Linked DNA regions of Homo sapiens: all the other regions are linked to region 3. Evidence: read pairs that join two places in POLR2A ChIA-PET (ENCODE). Cell type or tissue: GM12878. All regions are shown on one strand. Links, peaks and the distances in the headings refer to the core of each region. The heading gives the core; the rest is flanking DNA.

The links. ChIA-PET counts read pairs that join two places held together with the same protein. Peaks named below come from ENCODE experiments on the same cell type or tissue, not always from the same donor. Only the 100,000 strongest peaks of a DNase experiment are listed, where the experiment ranks them.
Region 1: POLR2A ChIA-PET joins it to region 3 with 7 read pairs; 5 of 35 experiments call an interaction of 5 or more read pairs at or near these places.
Region 2: POLR2A ChIA-PET joins it to region 3 with 5 read pairs; 2 of 35 experiments call an interaction of 5 or more read pairs at or near these places.

Annotation. Positions count from the first base shown.
Region 1 is chr6:36,322,707-36,331,235 of GRCh38, reverse strand. BNIP5 (BCL2 interacting protein 5) reads left to right here. Exons shown (of 12, transcript NM_001010903.5): 2 at 542-1,155; 3 at 2,522-2,638; 4 at 4,142-4,206; 5 at 4,483-4,726; 6 at 5,822-5,953; 7 at 7,046-7,107; 8 at 7,703-7,943. The coding sequence starts at 546. Among named protein-coding and RNA genes, the nearest start is that of BNIP5, 9.9 kb to the left of the region's middle. In GM12878, for the core only: no CTCF peak of the experiment used is centred there; no DNase peak of the experiment used is centred there.
Region 2 is chr6:35,656,833-35,665,361 of GRCh38, reverse strand. The region is part of intron 1 of FKBP5 (FKBP prolyl isomerase 5); the gene reads left to right. It overlaps MIR5690 (microRNA 5690), which reads left to right and starts at 573; the gene lies at 573-645. RefSeq lists enhancers at 1,665-2,164, 2,165-2,666. In GM12878, for the core only: no CTCF peak of the experiment used is centred there; no DNase peak of the experiment used is centred there.
Region 3 is chr6:36,031,238-36,035,237 of GRCh38, reverse strand. The region is part of intron 1 of MAPK14 (mitogen-activated protein kinase 14); the gene reads right to left. Among named protein-coding and RNA genes, the nearest start is that of MAPK14, 5.4 kb to the right of the region's middle. In GM12878, for the core only: no CTCF peak of the experiment used is centred there; no DNase peak of the experiment used is centred there; H3K4me3 peaks cover 2,508 bases; H3K27ac peaks cover 2,340 bases.

The DNA of each region.
Region 1 (8,529 bases), core at 2,446-6,445, 290 kb before region 3:
ATGAGAATAATGACCCCCATTCCCCGAGGGTTTTGGGGGAATTTGCACAAGACAACAGCTTTGAGAAATTGTTGACACTACTCACGTTAGTGGGCAGGGTGAATGGGCCCACTGGTCAGCACCAGGAGCCAACTTTGGTGTGCCCAGGAGGCCTCTGCTGAGGGAGCTGTTTGGCCGGGCGAGGTGGCTCATGCCTGTAATCCCAGCACTTTGGGAGGCCGAGGCAGGCGGATCACCTGAGGTCGGGAGTTCAAGACCAACCTGGCCAACACGGTGAAACCCCATCTCTACTAAAAATACAAAAATTAGCCGGGTGTGGTGGCGGGCACCTGTTATTCCAGCTACTCAGGAGGCTGAGGCAGGAGAATCGCTTGAACCCAGGAGGTAGAGGTTGCAGTGAGCTGAGATAGCGCCACTGCACTCCAGCCTGGGCAATAGACCGAGGCTCCGTCATAAAAAACAAAAACAAACAAAACAAACAAACAAACAAATCAAAACAAACAAACAAAAAAACTAAGGGAGCTGTGTGTTTTGGTTGCAGCCCGATGGAGAATCCAAGGTGCCCAAGGAGGCCCCTGGCGGAGAAGAAAGCCAGGTCTCTGGACAGGCCGCAGGCCCCCGGGAAAGGCTCGGAGTCGTGGGACTGCCATTGGCTCTCCCTGCCCACTGCCCCCTCCAGGAAGGCGCTTCACTGGACGACCAGTGATTGGGCCAGACATTCAGACAGCCCAGCTCCATCTGCAGAGGCTCACTGCACCACCGCTGCAGCCCCCACTCCCGAGGAGACCGGAGATTTTCTCCCCAGCGAGCAGAGGCCTTCGCAAGACACCAAGAAGGGGTGGCTGAAGACCATGCTGAACTTCTTCGTGAGGACGGGCCCTGAGGAGCCCAGAGAAAAGGCCAGCAGGAGGCCAAGGGGGAAGGAGGGTATCTCCCAGCATCCGGAGCCCCTGGAAGCAGCAGGGGAGCCAGCCCTCAGGAAGAAAGCCCACCACGACAAGAAGCCCAGCCGCAAGAAGCAAGGTCACAAGAAACACGCGGCCGAGGTGACTAAGGCAGCTCAAGACCAGGAGGCCAGAGGCCGAGAGGAAGGGTTGTCCAAGGCAGCTGCTGCCTTGCGCTCCGGGGAGGCTGACCTGGGCCCAGCTCGCAGGGGTGAGCGGACCGTGCCTGTTCCTATGGCAACCCCTAGGGTGCTCTAAACTTGCTCCAGGAGCCTCTCCACAGAGGGACAGGGATAGTCGGGGGAGCTGTCAGGGGCCGGCACCGCTGTGACTTCCTTCCTTCCTTCCTCCCTCCCTTCCTCCCTCCCTTCCTTCTTTCCTTCCTTCCTTCCTCTCCTCCTCCTCCTCCTTCTTCTTTCTCTCTTTTCTCTTTCCTTTCTTTCTCTCTTTCTCTCTCTCTCTTCCTTTCTTTCTTTTTTCTTTTTGAGATGGAGCCTCTGTCGCCCAGGCTGGAGTGCAGTGGCATGATCTTGGCTCACTGCAAGCTCCTCCTCCAGGGTCAAGTGATTCTCCTGCCTCAGCCTTCCGAGTAGCTGGGACTACAGGTGCCCACCACCACGCCTGGCTAATTTTTGTATTTTTTAGCAGAGACAGGGTTTCACCATGTTGGCCAGGCTGGTCTTGAACTCCTGGACTCAAGTGATCCACGGGCTGTGGCCCCCTAGTGTGCTGGGATTACAGGTGTGAGCCACCACGCCCGGCCCACTGTGACATTTCTTTGAGGTAGAACAGCACCGTGGCTGAGCGCTCCAGGGAGAACCACTCACAGTGCCGCCGTTCACAAGCTGTGTGGCCCAGGGAGGCAGCTTTCCTCTCTGAGCCTCAACTTTTTTCATGGATAAAATGAAGATAAATATAACGTTACTGTCTCATGGAGTGGCCACAGCCCACAAGGAAAGTGCTTAGTGCACAATAGCTGTTATTGCCAACTCCTATAGTTTTAGGAGCACAGACCTAGGAGAAATGAGAAAGCAGGGAGCTGGGTGAGGAGCAAAGCCCTGCTCCCACCCCACTGGTGCCTATGTGCTTCTGGGCTGCTGCTTCCAGGCCTTGGTTCTAGACTTGGCTCCATCAGGAGTAAACTTGCTGTGTGACCTTGAGCTTGAGCTGCTCCCTCTAGAACTTTTGATTCCCCACATGTAAATAAGGGTGCTGGCTCCCAAGGTGCCTTCCTATTCTGCCTCCCAAGGCTCTGGAGCTGAATGCCCACTGGCACCTAGAGGGAGGGGGGCTCTGCCTTGCAGCACTCAAAACTCAGTGTTTATGATGGGGAGAAGACTGAGGATTTGCGGGGAGGGGGTTAGCGAGAGAGGTGTCTTGGTGGAAGCAGCCTCTTCTCAAATAAAAATCTTAGTGGGTTTCTGATTTTTTGGTTAAGCCTAGAGCGGGCTGCAGCAGCACCTGTTGCACTGTGAATTCTGTGCTGTTTTCTCGTGTTGATGAACAAAGTCAGGAGAATGTCACTGACACACGCACATACACACCTACATACCCGTTTGCTTTCGTCTCTATTCCAGGTGGGGAAGATTCTGATCACCAGTCCTTCCTCATCAAAGTGGATGGTACTGGAGCTTTGGATGTTTCTCCCCATGCCACAGGTCATCAGCAAGAAGAGGAGCTCAAAAAGCCTGACCGTGAGTCGGAATCTCTAGTGACCTTTTTGCCTGTGGCTGAGGTGGCTGTTACTGAATGAGACGGATTGTTCTGAATGATTACTGAGACCTTGGATGGTGGTTCTCAAAATACATGCACTGGCCTTTCTTGCCTCTTTTGGTGCTTCTGGCCACGTTTGCTTATTTTAGAATTTCACAGAAGGGAGGCTGGGGAATTGGAAATGCTGCTGGCAAATGCTTCTGCCTTATGTGTTAATGAAAACGGAACTTTTCTTAGTCTTTTAAAATTTATTTTACTTTAAAAAATATGTAGAAGAATGAAAAGTATCATTCAATGCTTTGTATACTCACAGTTGTTTACACGCTGCCACAACTTGTATACTTATAGTTGTTTACACTCTGCCAGTTTGCTTTGTGTGGGTATCATTTTGTTGCTGAATCATTTTGGAGTAAATCATGCCTCATCCCTAAATACTTAAACATGCATCTCCAAAAGATAAGTGCAGTCTCACACAAAACCACAATACCATGAGTGCTCCTAATAAATGGAGCATAATCCCCTATTCATCTAATTCCCTGTAAAAAAGATGAGCATATTTTAGCATATATGAAATGAAGGAGCTATGCATATGTCAAAGAATAACTAAGAGGCATTGAGTTAGTTATTTTGCAGCTAATTGTTTTCTTACATGAGAGGGAACCAGCTGGTAGCTGAGTCAAGCGACAAAAGCCAGACAATTTATAAGTGACAGGGAAGTTAGGAGTAAAAAAAAAAAAAAAAGCAAACCCACAGACAGCCTGGGAACAGGGAACCTTGTTTGCATCTCTTTTCATGTAAACTCATCAGCTGGCACCTAGCAGAGGACAGTGTGGGCACATTGTCCTTGAATAGGCTGACTGGGGTATCAAAGGAAACCATTTCCATTGTCAGTGGCTTCTCCGTGCAGACATGGGGGTGTGGCTGAGGCATCAGCGTGGCAGGCTGTCTCTGTGTCATGCCTACCGACATCCTTTCATCCTCCACCTTAGTTAGCCCAGGTATCTACCATTTTCCCACTGGAATTTTGCAGGTTGGAAGATCAACATTAGCCTTGCAAAGTGCTCTCAAGCCCAGTCCCTCATTTGACAGCTTTCTGAGGGAGGCAGGACAAAGATTATCACCCACATTTCACTGGGAGAGATAAAGGCCCAGAGAGGTTAAGAAACTTATTCAAGGTCACACAGCTTACTGAACCCAAAGTAGACGTTCCTAGATCTGTGACTTTCAAAGGAAATAGTGGGGCACAGGTTGAATGCCTGAAGGGCTGACCTGAAATTTCCTGCATAAAGTGTCATGATTTGGCTTAGTGCCTTCCCCGGTGGATCTTCCAACCTTCTCTCAGAAGAACCTGCCCCTGGGATGTGGTGCTTTCCCTCCATTGTGTGGCCTAAAGAGTTGTTTAAGAGAACTATCCAAGATGGTAATTTAGAAGGAGTTGTCAGTGCATTTAGAAAGAATAACCGGATGCATTTGCTTTCTTCCAGAGGATGCTATCATTCAGATGATAGTGGAATTGCTCAAAAGAGTGGGAGACCAGTGGGAAGAAGAGGTGAGGAGTAAACTTTGCAGGTCTCCAGGGGCTCTCTGCCTTCTCCTCCTCCTCCTCTGCCAAGCTCCACCTGTCCTTGCAGGCCGGGCTCTAGTCCATTCCTTCCCTGAAGCCTCCTTCTGCAGCTTCAGAACTCAGCCCTCCCCCTGCTCTGGGCTCTGCTGCCTCCCCTCTCTCGGGGCCATCTTGCAGCTTGGCTGCTCTTCACTTGCCTCCAGAGAGCTTTCCCCCTCTCAGTGTCATGAACCTGACCAGTTTTTCTCCTCTCCCCAACAGCAATCTCTGGCCTCACAGCTGGGGGTGGCCCTGCCAAACCCAGCACCAGCTGTTAGGAAGAAATCCCAAGAGAAAAAGACAAGCCTCAAGAGAACCTCAAAGACAAACCCCAAGAAACACGGCTCCGAGGAGGCCAAGAGGGGGGCTGCAGATGTTTCCAGTCCAGAGGCCTGGCCACCCAAGAAGTCCAGCTTTCTGCCCCTGTGTGTCAGCGGCCATCGGCCTTCCATCTCCAGCAGCTATGGTGAGCAGGCTCTGCAGTTGCCATAGCAACCCTGCAGCTGCCTCCAGCTCTGGAACCTTCCCTGGGGATGGAATTGACCATTTTAAAGGTTGCGTTGTGCCTGGTCTGACTTTTGCACTCTGCCCTGAGTGGTGTGAGGATGACTGTGGGAAGACAGAAAGAATGCCAGCAGGTCACCTCCACACACAACACCTCAGCGAGCTCTAGGCAACCCCAATAAGCCCTTGATGGAAATTATGTTCCGGGATTTCCCAACCGTCAACATTTCTTGGCCGCCTCAACTTCTGCACCCTGGCAGGGAGGGGAGTAGTGTGTGCAAGAAGGAGCTGGAGCAGGGGAGGCAGGAGACCTGGGTTCTAGCATATTGTCTATGTCATTCCCCATCTTTGTGCCTCAATTTCTTCACCTGTAAAGTGAGACATTTCCCTGCTGCATATCTATAACACGATCAGTCCTCACAGCCATCAGATGAAGTGCAACTATTATCCCCACAGCCATCACATGGAGTACAACTATTATCCCCACCTTACAGATGAAGGACCTGAGGCTTTGGGAGGTAAAACAATGTGTTCAAGGCCACATGGCCCATGGATGATGGGGCCAGAGCTAGAGGCGGAAAGGATCAGACAAGTCATTTCTTCCTGGGCATCAGGGAGAACAGGTCATCCTGTTAGGTCATCCTGGCCAGGAGAATTTACATCTTAGAAAGGAGGGAGTGACGCTTAACACCAAAGAGGGGAATTTCAGGCCCATGGGGAGATATTTTCATGCAGGGGGATTCTGGCTATGATTCATTAATTCATGCCATGGGACCAGGCCTCTACTCTTCAACTTGTGGATCAAGTCAAAATGGTGGAGGGAGGAGAGGGCAGCAAAGCCCAGGAAAGCCAGTTCTATGGAAGCACAAAGGGATAAGGGAACTCGGTCTGGGCCAGTAAATCAGAGGCACAGCCCTGCCCAGCAGCTGTCTTCCAGCCCCATAAGTCCTTAATGTGATCCAGCCACGGAGCCCACTTTTAGTTTGTGCTAGCTTCTGTGCATAGTTAACAGCCCCAGACAGACAAAACACACCCTCGTTCTCCTTCTGCTTCTCAGGCTTGGAAGAACCTAAAGTCCAGGAGGCCCCATCTACAGAGGCTGGGGCTCCAGGTCCCTCCGTGCTTCCCACCCCATCAGAGAGCCAGGAACCTGGAGAGGAGCTTCCGCTGGACAGAGCCTCGGAATACAGTCAGTACTCCTCTCTTTTTCTCAGACACCCCTTGCAAAACTTCTGTTCTGACTCCCCCACTTGCAAAGAGACACTGAGCCAGAGAGAGGCAGTGACCTGTCCAGACCTCCCTCTGAGTACAGCAGGCTGGGGAGGCAGCTTGGGGCCCAGAGCCCAGGCCCAAGCCAGGCTGCCTGTCTGAACCTCGATAAATGGCGATAGTGTTGGTGCTTACCCTGATGAGGCAGACAGGAGGCAAAGGGAGGAAAGTGCTGGCCCACACCAAGGGCTCGGCCAATGGGGTGATCTTATGGACCTTGGTTTGAGTCTGGGCTGTGACCCCTTTGAGCTGTGTGGACTTGGGCAAGTTACTTCATCTCTGGTCTCAGTTTCTTCATCTGTGAAATGGGGGCAGCAAGTACCTGCTTTCTAGAATTGTCGGCAGCATTTAGGGCAGCCCCTGTTAGTGGCTAATATGTGTTAGGTGCCATTTGTTGCTATTATTGTCATTGTTGGGTGGCCCAGCTTGAGAGCAGAGCTCAGAAGTAAAAAGGATAGGGACAGGGGTAGGGGCCTTGGGAGGGAAGCTCAGCTAATGGCAGCTGCCATCGCTGTAATTATTATTTTACCATTGGCAGAGCCAGGCCTAGAAACATATATATATATATATATATATATATATATATATATATATATATATATATATATATATATATATATATATATAATATCACCGTCAGGTCTGAAAAGACCTGGAAAGATCTCTGCCCCCTATCCCCTGCCATTCTGCCTTGTTTGCTTTTCATAGAAAATATGCCTTGAAGGGAAATTCTGCCTGGACAGGGAGAAGGTGCAGGATGAGGGCACCTGTAGGGAATGGGCCTTTCCAGATGGCCCTGAGGGGCCTCCTCCTGGGTGTCTATTTAGAGGCCGTCATTGGTAAAGTGAATATGTATCCCATGAAACCAGCTCTGCCCTCAGGCCACCTCTGGCAGCTCTTTAGCCCCCTTGGAGAATCACCCAGGGAGCCACCGGGGCATTAGGAAATGAAGACTGACCGCAGAAGAGATTTCGTAGCACCAAAGTTAACCATGCGTGTTGATCTTTTTCAGAAGAATTCATTCAGAAGATCATTTCCATGCTCCAAGATGCAGAAGAACAGCAAGGAGAGGAGGTGAGGAAGACGCTCCCCATGTAACCCTGACCTCACTGTGGGCTCCCCAACCCTGCCTGGTGTAACAACTTCCCTGTCTCTGCTGCTCTTCTGTGTCCTGCTCCAGTCCCTCCTTTTTTTTTTTTTTTGGAGACGGAGTCTTGCTCTGTCGCCCAGGCTAAAGCACAGTGGCTCGATCATGGCCCACTACAACCTCCACCTCCTGGGCTCCAGCGATTCTCCTGCCTCAGCCTCCTGAGTAGCTGGGACTACAGGCATGCGCCACCACACCCGGCTAATTTTTGTATTTTCAGTAGAGACAGGGTTTTACCATATTGGCCAGGCTGGTCTCGAACTCCTGACCCCTGGTGATCCACCTGCCTCAGCCTCCCAAAGTACTTGGATTATAGGTGTAAGCCACTGCACCCGGACCCAGTCCCTCCTTCTTGAAGCTTCCCCAGCCCCCTCCAGACCACACATATTTCCCCAGCACTGAGCATCAACCACTCTTCTCTGGGCAACGCCTGCTAGCCCACCGTGGCTCTCTTTCCCCACCTCACCTGAGATCTCCTCAAGGTCAGGGGCCCTGACTCAGTTTCTCTCATCTCCCCCACAGCAACCTCAAGTCCAGCAGGAAGAGGTGGGTGTAGAAAACCCGGCCCCACACTGCAGAAGGAAATCTCAAGAAAAAAGGTCGAGCTTCAGGAGAGCGTTTTACCATAAGAAACACACCTCCAAGGAACCCAGAAGAGCGGGGGCAGCAGGGGCTGCCAGCCCAGAGGCCCGACGACCCAAGAGGCCCAGCTTTCTGCCCCTGTGTGTTGGTGGCCATCGGCCCTCCACCTCCAGCAGCCTTGGTGAGCAGGCCTGGTGTTGCCATGGTAACAGAGGCTTCCTCTTGGGCAAGGCTGCTGTGTGGCCTGTCTGTCGTTGACAGGCTGGCATAGTGGAGGATGTCCACTGTTGCTGAAAGCCCTGACTGTGTCTTTCCATGCTGAGTAGAGTGGGGGGTGTGGAAGTGTGGGGAGAGGTGAGGGTCCAGGTGCCAGCAGGACCCCACCCCCAGTAGGCCCTGCTCACTGCACACGCCCTCCCCTCCCTCTCCACACACAAACACTTAACAACAAATGTGATGGGAGATCCGTGCCGCTGTGCATCAGAATCACCTGGCCAGTTCATAGAAAAGCACAGAGAACTGGGTTTGATGAAGTAGGAGATGGCCTGGGCCTGTTTTTTCACTACACCAAAGCCTGAGGGCCACTGGTGTACAGTAATTCCCCTGACATCACAGAGTGCCTACTACCTGCTAGTTTCACACATATTATCTCATTTAACCTGCTTGCAACCCTGTGAGGTCAATCTTATCACTCCCACTTAACAGATGGAGAAAGTGAGGTTCAGACAGGCTAAGTGACCCAGAAAACCTGGCAGAGGGAAAGGGTT
Region 2 (8,529 bases), core at 2,446-6,445, 370 kb after region 3:
GAGCCGAGATCGCGCCACTGCACTCCAGCTTGGTGACAGAGTGAGACTCCTCTAAAAAAAAAAAAAAAGAGGAGCATTTACTAGTGACATTCTAAAGGAGCAGAAGACCCTGAGTGCTGGTTTGAGAAGTTTAGATTTGTTGTGTTGGAACACTATTTAAGGTCCATGAATTAGAGAGTAATGTGGTGGGTGTGCTGTGTCAGAAAGGCTTCACTAGCAGTGTATACAGAATGAGTGGGAGTGAGTGAGCCGTCTGGAGGTAGGCAGGTCCTCTGGAGAACTGTAGTAATTCACAAAGGAGAGGAAGAAAACTCAAAATATGATGATAGCTATGGAGTCGAAAGTAAGATAAGAAACACAATGAATAGTTGGCGGTCCTATTGATTAAGTGGAGAAAAATTATATTGAAGTTGCAAACCTAGGAGAATGGCCAGATAATACAGATTATGAAATAAATGGAGAAGGGACCAATTTTGAAAAAGTTAATTTTCCTTAAAAACATAAGGAAATAAAAGGGTCCTGAAGTGAGAGAAATCAAAGATTGGAGAAGGAAAGAGGGAGAAATTATGCCACTTTTAATTTCAGCTACTACCTCTATTAGGATTTGGGAGTTATACTAATAGAGGTAATAGTTGAAATTAAGAGTGGATGAGTTCTGGTATGAAGTGGTTGATGGGGACAACTGTTGATTGACAACTGCATTTTAAGGAGAGGATACTGATAGTAATGGGAGATGGGATGAAAGAATGCCCAGGCAGAGAGGAAATTTAATAATTTCAGGAGTGGGGAAAGAATAAAGACAAATGTTACTGCAGCCTACCTTTCATTCTTTTACTGTGCATGAGATACTGTATTTGCTGGATGTTTTCCTGTAGATACCACATTGTTCTTCCTCCGGGAGTGGCATGTCAGAAAATTTGATGATTATTTTAAAGATGTTGAGTTTTATTCCTGAAATTGAATATGGTAACGGAAAAAGGGTCTTGGGTAGTTTTTGGTGTCATATGCTGTGTTCCTTTTAGTTCATAAAATCTTTCATCTTGTTTGAATATCTGTGGGTCTAAAAAAAAAACAGCTAATTTTTGGATAGGTAAAAGTCCAGATACTTTGTACATTTTAATTGATTATTTAAAAAATATTCCCTGGCTTTTAAAACTTGGCTAATACAAATTGTAAGAATCACCATCTTTTTAGAAGAACATACTGTGAATTCAGAATTTTTGCTGGCTTAGTGCTTGTCAGCATGGAGCCTGTTCACAGGAAATGCTTTAGAATCAGAGTCAGAGACCTGTGACACTTCTGGGGAGTCAGTATGTAAAATAGTTAGAGTGCAGGCTCCAGAGTCAGTCTCCCTGGTTCCACTGTTCACTAGAAGTATATCCTTGGATAGATTACTTAGCTCGTCCATTAGATTTGCTGTCTGGACGTGTCAGTAGTAACAATCTCAATGTCACACGGTTATTGAAGAGATCCATCATAGAGCTTACATTCTAGTAAGGAGAGACAGGCAGTATACAAATACTATAAATACACTGGAGGAAAACATAGTGGGGCTGATTATAGTCGATTTTTGCTCTTTTATTTCCGGTAACAGTAAAACAACTCTGATAAGAAAAGGTTTGAACATGAAGGCAGACCTGAAGCGAGTGAGGGAGTGAGCTATGCAGCTAACCAGGGAAGAGTTCCAGGTAGTGGGGATAGCAAGTGCAAAGGCACTGAGGAAAGGGCACATGGGAGGGGGCAGCAAGAAGGCCACTGTAGCCAGAGCAGTGAGTGAGGGAAAAGGAGAAATAATTTCAGAGATAGCGAGTGATCAGCATGTATAGGGTATTAAGCATAAGAAGGACTTTGGATTTTATCCTGTGTGAGATGGGAAACCATTGGAGTGCCAGAGTAATTTTTTCTTAAAGCTAGTCTGCTTGTCATTTCTTTTCTTAAAAATGCCTCAGTTCCCTGTTGCCTTTGGAATAATGTTCACGTACTTTACTTTGGCACACAAGGTCCTTCACAGTCAGGCCTCTGCCTGTTTATTTAGCATCATCTGCTTCTTTCCCACATGTACCCTTCACTTTAGCCAAGTGGGATCACATGCAGCTCCCTGGATGGGTCATGATGCTTTGTGTCTTCGCGTCTTTCTGTACCGTTTGCCCTGTGAGAAGCCCTCCCCCTCAGCTCACATGGTCACTGGCTCTGTTTTAGAGGGTCCTCTTTGTGCTCTTGCTCTCTCATCATTTCCACCCGGAGCCACTTTGCACTTAAGCTGCTTAGGCTTGAAACGTGCTGTGTTCTTTTACCAGCCTTGATTTTACTCTTGCCACACCCTTGCCGGTTGAAAGTATGCCTATCCAGCTCAGACACTGCCATCTTCTGCCTCCTTGGGACCCTCAGAAACACTTTGTAGCTCTCTTCTACCTAATAATAATTATTTGGAATTAAAATGTTTCTTTGCCTTCACAAAAAATCCTTGGGCTAACTTATTTCAGTTTTCTTTGTAGCTCCTAGAACAGGGTCTTACAGACATTTCATATTCAGTAGGTATTCATGGTGTGTAGGATTCATAGTATAATTAGAAAACTATTGGCTTTCAAACAACTAAGGGCCAAAAGCAGCAAAAATGAATGCACAATTAAAATGAGTTCCTATTAACAAAACAAATTTACTGTAATTATGATAGCTAGGTAATCCTTGTTCTCTTATATATTTATATATACTTACTAGTGGCACCAAATATTAGTATACCCAGTTTGAGATGCAGTTTGTTGAAATATATTTGGACACAGCCAGGCGTGATGGCTCACATCTGTAATCCCAGCACTTTGGGAGGCTGAGGTGGCAGGATCGCTTGAGCCCAGGAGTTCAAGAACAGCCTGGGCAACATAGTGCGACCTTGTCTCTACAAAAAAAAAAAAAAATTAAAAAATTAGCTGGGTGTGGTTGTGCATGTCTCTAATCCCAGCTACTCAGAAGGCTGAGGTGGGAGGACTATTTGAGCCTGGCAGGTTGAGGCTGTAGTGAGCCATGACTGTGCCACTGTACTCCAGCCTGAGCAACAGAGCAAAACTCTGTCTCAAAAAAAAAAAAAAAAGACACGTAAATAAATGCTCATGGTTTTTGACAAGGTCATACCACTTCTGAAAATCTTCTTAAGAAAATAATACAAACTAGCCAGCCACAGTGGCTTTTGCATGTAAATCTCAGCAACTTGGAAGACTGAGGCAGGAAGATCACTTGAGCCCAAGAATTTGAGATCAGCCTGGGCAACATAGCAAGACCTTGTCTCTATTAAAAAAATAAATAAATAAAAAAGAGAAAGTAACAAAAACTAAATGATAATTACAACATCTACTACTACTAATGTTGAAAGTATACCATGTAACAGGCACTGTACAAAGCCCTTTATGTGCATTACTTTAGTCCTCACAATCCCAAGAGATGTTGATAACTGATAACCTTGTGTTTTAGATAGGGAAACTGTGGCACAAAGAAGGTAAGTGACTTGCACAAGATCATACAGTTGCTATGTTGTCAAGCTAAGATTCTCACTCAAGCAGACTGTGTTCAAGAAGCCATACTCTTTTTTTTTTTTTTTTTGAGACGGAGTTTTGCTCTTGTCACCCAGGCTGTAGTGTGCAGTGGCTCGATCTCTGCTCACTGCAACTGCCTTCTGGGTTCAAGTGATTCTCCTGCCTTAGCCTCCTGAGTAGCTGGGATTACAGGCACTTGCCACCACACCCGGCTAATTTTTGTATTTTTAGTGGAGACGGGGTTTCACCATGTTGACCAGGCTAGTCTTGAACTCGTGACCACAGGTGATCTGCCCACCTCAGCCTCCCAAAGTGCTGGGATCAGGCACGAGTCACCGCGCCCAGCCAAGAAGCCATACTTTCAATTACATATGATAAAAGCTTAGGCACAAAAATGTTCATAGCAGTGTTATATAGTATTAATAAGTTGGAAGGAATGTATATCATTCATGAATTATGGTCATCCATTGAGTAGAATAATTTTTTAGCAGCTTAATTGAGATAAAATTCACATACCATAATATTCTCCCCTTTAAAGTGTACAATTCAGGCCGGGTGTGGTGGCTCATGCCTGTAATCCCAGTACATTGGGAGGCTGAGATGAGAGGATCACTTGAGACCAGGAGTTCAAGACCAGCCTGCTCAATGTAGCGAGACCCCATATCTCTATAAATAAATAAATACATAAAATAAGGTAAATCAAAAATAAAATAAAGTATATAATTCAGTGGTTTCCAGCATATTTCCAGATTTGTGCAACTATTACTGCTGTCCCACTTTGGAACATTTATAACCCTAAAAAGAAATCTCCCACTCCCCATTTCCTCCTGTTTCCCCTAACCCTAAGCAACCACCAGTCTCCTTTCTGTCTCTATGAATTTGCCTATTCTGAACCTTTCGTATAAATGGGATCATATAATGTATGGCCTTTCATGATTGGCTGCCTTCAAGTGAAATTAATAGTCCTAAATATGCACCTAATAACAGAGCTTCAAGATACATGAATCAGAAACTGATAGAACTTGAAAGGATAAGTAGATCTAAAATTATAGTTGGAGATTTCAATACCTCACCTGTCTCTCAATAATTGATAGAACAAGTAGACAAAAAATAATTTAGAAGATGTGAACTACATTGTCAACTAACCTAATTGACATTTACATAGTATTCTACCCAATACAAGCAGAATACACATTCTTTTCAGTTGCACACAGCACAGGACATTTAATAAGATAGATCATATTTTTGTTCATAAAATAGTGTCAGTGTTGGCCAGGCGCGGTAGCTCATGCCTGTAATCCCAGCACTTTGGGAGGCCGAGGCGGGAGGATCACCTGAGCTCGGGAGTTTGAGACCAGCCTGACCAACATGGAGAAACCCTGTCTCTACTAAAAATACAAAATCAGCCGGGCGTGGTGGTGCATGCCTATAATCCCAGCTACTCAGGAGGCTGAGGCAGGAGAATCGCTTGAACCTGGGAGGCACGGGTTGCGGTGAGCTGAGATTGCGTCATTGCACTCCAGCCTGGGCAACAAGAGCAAAACTCCGTCTCAAAAAAAAAAAAAAAAAAAAATAGCATCAATGCATTTAAAGTGACTTAGATCATAAAGTATGTATGCTGACCAAAAGGGAGTTAAATTAAAAGTCAATAACAGAAAGATACTTGGAAAATTATTAAATATTTAGAAACTAATGTATTCCTAAGAAGCCCACAGGTCAAAGAAGAATATCAAAGATGAATTTAGAAAGTATTTTGTACTTAATGAAAATCATATCAGAATATGTGGGTTGTGGTTAATGCAAATGTTTAGGGGAAAATTCATAGCACTAAATGTCTATATTGGGTAAGAAGTAAAATCACAAATCAGTGTCCTCAGCTTTCACCTTAAGAAATTAGAAAAAGAAGGGAAAATTAAACCCAAAGTAAACAGAGGAAAAGAGTTAAGGATAAAAGCCAAAATTAGTGGAATAGAAAAAAAGAAAACTAGTAGAGAAAGTCAGTGAAATCAAAAGCTGGTTCTTTGAGAACAATGAAATTGATAAAACTCTAACCTGACTAATCAGGAATCAGAGAGAGAAGACAACTTACCAATATCAAGAATGAAAGAATTGCTAACAAAGCTCAGATTCTATAATTATTAAAAGGATGAGAGAATAATATGAATTACTTTATAGTAATACATTAGACAGCTAGATGAAATGTGCAAATTCCTTGAAAGATACAAAATACCTAAGCTCACTGAAGAAGAAACAACCTGAAAAGTCCTATATCTATTAAAGAAATTGAATTCGGCCAGGCTTGGTGGCTCACGCCTATAATCCCAGCACTTTGGGAGGCTGAGGTAGGCGGATCACCTGAGGTCGGGACTTTGAGACCGGCCTGACCAACATGGAGAAACCCCATCTCTACTAAAAATACAAAATTAACTGAGTGTGGTGGCGCATGCCTGTAATCTCAGCTACTCCAGAGGCTGAGACAGGAGAATCGCTTGAACCCAGGAGGCAGAGGTTGCAGTGAGCCAAGATGGTGCCACAGCACTCCAGCCTAGGCAACAGGAGCGAAACTCAGTCTCGAAAAAAAAAAAAAAATTGAATTCCCACAAAGAAAACTCTAGGCCTACATGGTATTCCTGATTCTACCAAACATTTTAGGAAGTCATAATACCAATTTTACACAAACTCCTCCATAAAATTGATAAAGATGGAATATTTCTTAAGTCACTCTATGATTTTTATTATTTATTTACTTATTTCTTCCTGAACCAGGGTCTCGCCCTGTTGCCCAGGCTGGAGTGTGGTTGTGTGATGGTGTGATCATGGCTCACTGCAACCTCCACCTCCTGGGCTCAAGCCGTCTTCCCACCTCAGCCTCTGAGTAGCTGGGACTACAGGTGTGTGCCACCATGCTCAGCTAATTTTTGTATTTTTTGGTAGAGATGGGGTTTTGCCATGTTGCCCAGATTGGTCTCGAACTCCTGGGCTCAAGCAATCCACCCGCCTTAGCCTCCCAAAATGCTGGGATTACAAGTGTAAGCCACCACACCCAGCCAGCAATATTTTTTAACAAAATTTTAGTAAATTGAATCCAACAACATATAAAAATGATAAAATACAGTGACCAAATAGGGTTTATTCCAGGTATCCAAGGTTGGTTTAACATTTGAAAACCAATGTCATGTACCACATTAGCAAGAGAAAGCATATGATCAGCTCAATAGATGCAGAAAAAACATTTAACAAAGTTTAACATGCCTTGCTGATGAAAACTCAGCAAACTAGGAAAATAAGGGAACTTCTCAATATGATAAAGGGTATCTGTGAAAAACCAATAGCTGAAATCATAGTTAATGCTGAAAGACTGAATGCTTTCCCTATATAATATTTAGAACAAGTCAAGATATCTGCTATTCCCAATTGTGTTCAGCATTGTTCTGGAGGTTCTTTTTTTTTTTTTTTGACGGAGTCTCAAAAAAAGACGGAGTCGCCCAGGCTGGAGTGCAGTGGCGCAAACTCGGCTCACTGCAAGCTCTGCCTCCTGGGGTTCACGCCATTCTCCTGTCTCAGCCTCCTGAGTAGCTGGGACTACAGGCGCCCGCCACCACGCCCGGTTAATTTTTGGATTTTTAGTAGAGATGGGGTTTCACCGTGTTAGCCAGGATGGTCTGGATCTCCTAACCTCGTGATCCACCCACCTCGGCCTCCCAAAGTGCTGGGATTACAGGCATGAGCCACTGCGCCTGGCCAATTTTTGTATTTTTTTTTTTTTTTTTTAGTAGAAACAGGGTTTCACCATGTTGGCCAGGCTGGTCTCAAACTCCTGACCTCGTGATCTGCCTGCCTCAGCCTCCCAAAGTGCTGGGATTACAGGTGTGAGCCACTGTGCCTGGCCTTATAATTTTATTACAAAATTGAGAAACCAGATGTTTTACTTTATGTTTTCTAAATTTCTGAATGTATTTTCAGAATGATATAAAATGTTAAATTTTATTTTAGATTAGAACATTGTTATCCAACTGGATGATAAATAAAGAAAAGGAAAAGGAAAGAATGTTGTGAGACCCCCTAAGTACAAAATGGAGGAAGTCAATGGAATTCCAAGCTTGAGAGAAATTCTTAGGATCTTGATTGGATGATTAGGTATCGGTGGTAGAGAGAATAATGGATCCTCAAAAATGGAACTTGTAAATATGTTACCTTATAGGGCAGAAAGGACTTTGCAGATGTGAACAAGGTTAAAAGCTTTGAAATGGGGAGATTATCCTGGGTTATCCAGGTGGGCTCAACTTAATCACGTGGGTTCTTAAAAGTGGAAAACTTTCCCAACTATAGTCAGAGAGAGAGATGACTACACAAGAATGATCAAAGAAATGCAGTATTCCCGGCTGAAGATGGAGGAAGGGGGCCACCAGCCAAGAAATGTGGGCAGCCTCTAGAATGTGGAAAAAGCCAGGAGATGAGTGCTCTCCCGGAGCCTCCAGAAGGAATGCAGCCCTGCCAACACCTTGATTTTAGCCCAGTGAGACCCATTCTGGACTTGTGATCTCCAGAACTGTAAGATGATAAATTGGTATTATTTCAGCCACTAAGTTTGTGTTAATTTTTTCTTTTTTCTTTTTTTTACTTGAGACGGAGTCTCACTTTGTCACCCAGGCTGGAGTGCAGTGGCGCGATCTCAGCTCGCTGCAAGCTCCGCCTCCCGGGTTCACGCCATTCTTCTGCCTCAGCCTCCCGAGTAGCTGGGACTACAGGCGCCCGCCACCACTCCCGGCTAGTTTTTTTTTTGTATTTTTAGTAGAGACAGGGTTTCACCGTGTTAGACAGGATGGTCTCGATCTCCTGACCTTGTGATCCACCCACCTCAGCCTCCCAAAGTGCTAGGATTACAGCCGTGAGCCACCGTGCCCGGCTTTTTTTCTTTTTCTTTTTTCTTTTTTTTTTTTTTGAGACGGAGTCTTGCTGTTTCCCCAGGCTGGAGTGCAGTGGCACGATCTCATCTCACTGCAAC
Region 3 (4,000 bases), core at 1-4,000:
CTGCCGGGCACAGTGGCTCACACCTGTAATCCCAGCAGAACTGCCGGGCATGGTGGCTCACACCTGTAATCCCAGCACTTTGGGAGGCCAAGGCAGGCAGATCACAAGGTCAGGAGTTCGAGACCAGCCTGACCAACATGGTGAAACCCCATCTCTACTAAAAATACAAAAATTAGCCAGGTGTGGTGGCACATGCCTGTAGTCCCAGCTACTTGGGAGGCTGAGGCAGGAGAATCACTTGAAACCGGAAGGCGGAGGTTGCAGTGAGCCGAGATCGCACCATGGCACTCCAGTCTGGGCGACAGAGCAGAACTCCGTCTCAAAAAAAAAAAAAAAAAAAGAAAGAAAGAAATATTGCGAGAATTACCAAAATGTGACACAGAGACATGAAGTGAGCACATGCTTTTGGAAAAATGGTGCCAAAAGACTCGCTTACCACAGGGTTGTCACTAACCTTCAATTTGCAAAAAAAAAGCAATTATCTGTGAAGCATAATAAAACGAGTTGTGCCTGTGCTTAATTTATGGAAGCACTGTGAAAGACAAACTACTCTGAATACTGAAAGTTTCTTTTACAAAAACATTTCCAAGTTTAAAGAAGTTTTTGGTTATTTTCCTGACGAAACAGCTGCATGACTTCCATAGCAGCCATGAGAAGACATCCCTAAGTTCCAAGTCAGGGGAGCCCACTTTATAATGAGGCTTTTCTGAGCACTGCAGTAATTATACCTCTTAGATAAGAACAAATCAGTTTTACCCCAAATTTTACTGCAAAAAGCAAAAATCTAATGTATTTTCAAAGGGCTGGAGAGGCAGTTATTTCTATTTATATCCTATACTTATGTAACACAAACATGTACAGACAGTCCCAACTTTACATAAATGTACACTGAAGAATTTCAATCCAATAGGATTCATAAATTCAGGAATTAACTATTTGCACTGCCTAATAATTCCTTCAGAAAAAATTTTAATCTGGGCAATGAGTGCATTTTTGATTTATCAGTTCTGAGGAAGAGACATGACTCTAATGGGTTAAATGGGTTAAGTCATTACCCCTCACATAAACTGGGCAATGACACTGGTGGAACTGCTTTCCTACACTCAAGCTCTATTCCGAGTGACTCAGCAACCCCTTTTTCACAAGAGGAGGTTAACTGCATAAGAGAAGGTGCCACCGCGCAACCTCAGCAGCCCACATCTATCAGAAAGGAGACTACTAAAAGTAGCATTGACAAGTATGCCATTCCTTTAATGAATGAGTCCAGCTCCCCATCTATAAAATGGAGTTAATAAATATGAGCCTCCATGGAGCTAGTGAGAACTGATTGATAATGCTTTGAATGAAAACACTTTATAAACTGCAAAAATCCCTAAAAATGTCAGTTAATTCTAAAGTGAGGGTGATCTACCCCAGTGAATTCTTCCATCTTTGAATTCTAGGCCCCAGGGGCTCAGCAATATCTGCACTCTTGCCCATGAAAGGCAAAGTCAACACATCATCTCTGAGACTGGGCTAGAAAGAAATCAAAAGCAGAGTACTCCTCAGTATCAAGAAATCAAACTGGCAGAACTGAAAACCTGGAGATCCAGGATAAGCTTATTTTAAAGAAGAACCAGTGGAGGCTGGGTGTGGTGGCTCATTCCTGTAATCCCAGCACTTTGGGAGGCCAAGGTGGGCAGATCACAAGGTCAGGAGTTCGAGACTGGCCTGACCAACATGGTAAAACCCCGTCTCTACTAAAAATACAAAAATCAGCCAGGCATGGTGGCACGCACTTGTAATCTCAGCTATTCAGGAGGCTGAGGCAGGAGAATTGCTTGAACTCGGGAGGCAGAGGCTGCCGTGAGCCGAGATTGCACCACTGCGCCCCAGCCTGGGCAACACAGCAAGACTCCGTCTCAAAAAAAAAAAAAAGTGGAAAAATGGGATTTGATAATAAAATGACTTTATAGCCAGCTTCGAATGAACTCTTTCTTAAAACAATCTTTATACATCAATAATACAAATGCTTGCCGTTAATTATGTTTAAAGACTTCTTATTGACTGGCACTGGTAACATACAGGCAACTACCTTACTTTTGGTTACAAAGAAAAGAATGGAAAGCTCAGCATGGACCTACTATCACTACTAGAAAAGTAAAGGGCACACCCTTCTCACTGGTCAGGAGTCAAGAAAGTCACCCTTGTATACTTAATAATCATGCACTTTTATTTCTTTGTGCCCTGGCTCATTCTAAAAAAAAAAAAAAATAGATTTAAAATGGTGAATGGCCATTAATAGTTAAAAAAAGTTAGCTTCACTTATTTCTTTTATACTAGAATAATCTTGTTCCACAAAGCACTTAGGAAGTTGTATTTGATTTCTTAGCAAGTTTTGCTATCCTTTTACCAAAGGTTTTGTTATATACTTTTTATGCTGATGATAAAGTGCACAGCACAATGCTAGAACATAGCAAGCAATCCACAAAATGTAGTTATTAAACCCACTAGGCTGTAAGTTCCAGGAGAGAATGGATTGTCTTGTTTCTGTCTTGTTTAGCACTCTATTTCCAGAACCTAGCTATCTGGCCCATGGTAGGTATTCAATAAACACTGTTGAATAAACAGTTGAATAAGATCTAAGAGTAATTCTCAACTGTCACCTCCTATTTCATGGTTACCAGTGTCCCACCTCCTCTAATCAACAGCAAGGGCCTGGAAGAACCCTACCCCAGAGGAAAGGCACTTAAGTTCCTGTTTGTATTTCCTTAAACTCACCACAAAGATTCTCCCCTTCTGTCCCAAAACCCCAAAATCAATGCTTTGCAACAATGTATTCTTAAACAATTTTGCTTCATTTCCCCTCACAGACAATGCATAAAGTTCCTTAAAACTGCAAGACCTAGTCTAGTTCCCTTTACCCTTTAACGGAAAGGCATATTTGTAAAACTCTATTTTGATTCATAGTTGGTTATCACACAGGCTTCTACTTGTTTTTTTACTATACTTAGTATAAATTAAAATAATATAGGCTTAAAATAATTTGTAAATGTTACAAAGTATACCACACTTTAGAGCAATAAAATTCGGAAACTGACAAATATTTCAATGAATGAATTTTATTCATTGAAATATTCTATTCATTTATTTTCATTCTTGAAAATAAAATTCAGGGGCTGGGTGTGGTGGCTCATCCCTATAATCCCAGCACTTCGGGAGGCCAAGGTGGGGGAACTGCTTGAGGCCAGGAGTTTGAGACCAACCTGGGCAACACAGTAAGACCCTATCTCTACAAAATAAATAAATAAATAAAATAAAATTCGGAGATTTTTTTGGAAGTAGACTTCAGGTCCAGTTCAAGAAGTCACACAAAAAATTATGTGTTGTTACTTTATAGTTATAACTCCTATCTGACCTAAAACAGTAGTATCACCAACCTGATTGCCTTATCTTTCTTATCAGACTTGAGTCCAAATTCCCTAAATTATTTGGATTCAAATGAACTGTTATTCCCTAAAATCAAATCTGCTCTCAAAAAAATGAAGATGGATGGCCAGAGACGGTGGCTCACCCCTGTAATCTCAGCACTTTGGGAGGCCAAGGCAAGTGGATCACCTGAGGTCAGGAGTTAGAGATCAGCCTGGCCAACATGGTGAAACCCTGTCTGTATTAAAAATACAAAAATCATCCGGGCATGGTGTTGCGCACTTGTATCCCAGCTACTTGGGAGCCTAAGGCAGGAGAATCGCTTGAACCCATGAGGTGGAGGTTATAGTGAGCAGAGATGGTGCCACTGCACTCCAACTTGGACAACAGAATGAGACTCTGTCTCAAAATAAAAAAGAAGAAGAATATCACAGGCTCCAAAGTGGATTCTAAAAGAAGTTCCAAAAAATGTTTTCTGCCACACCTAAAAAGGTACTCATTGAAAGAACAACTTCAGGCTGGGCACCGTGGCTGAGGCCTATAATCCCAGCACTTTGGGAGGCCAAGGAGAGCAGATCACTTGAGGTCAGGA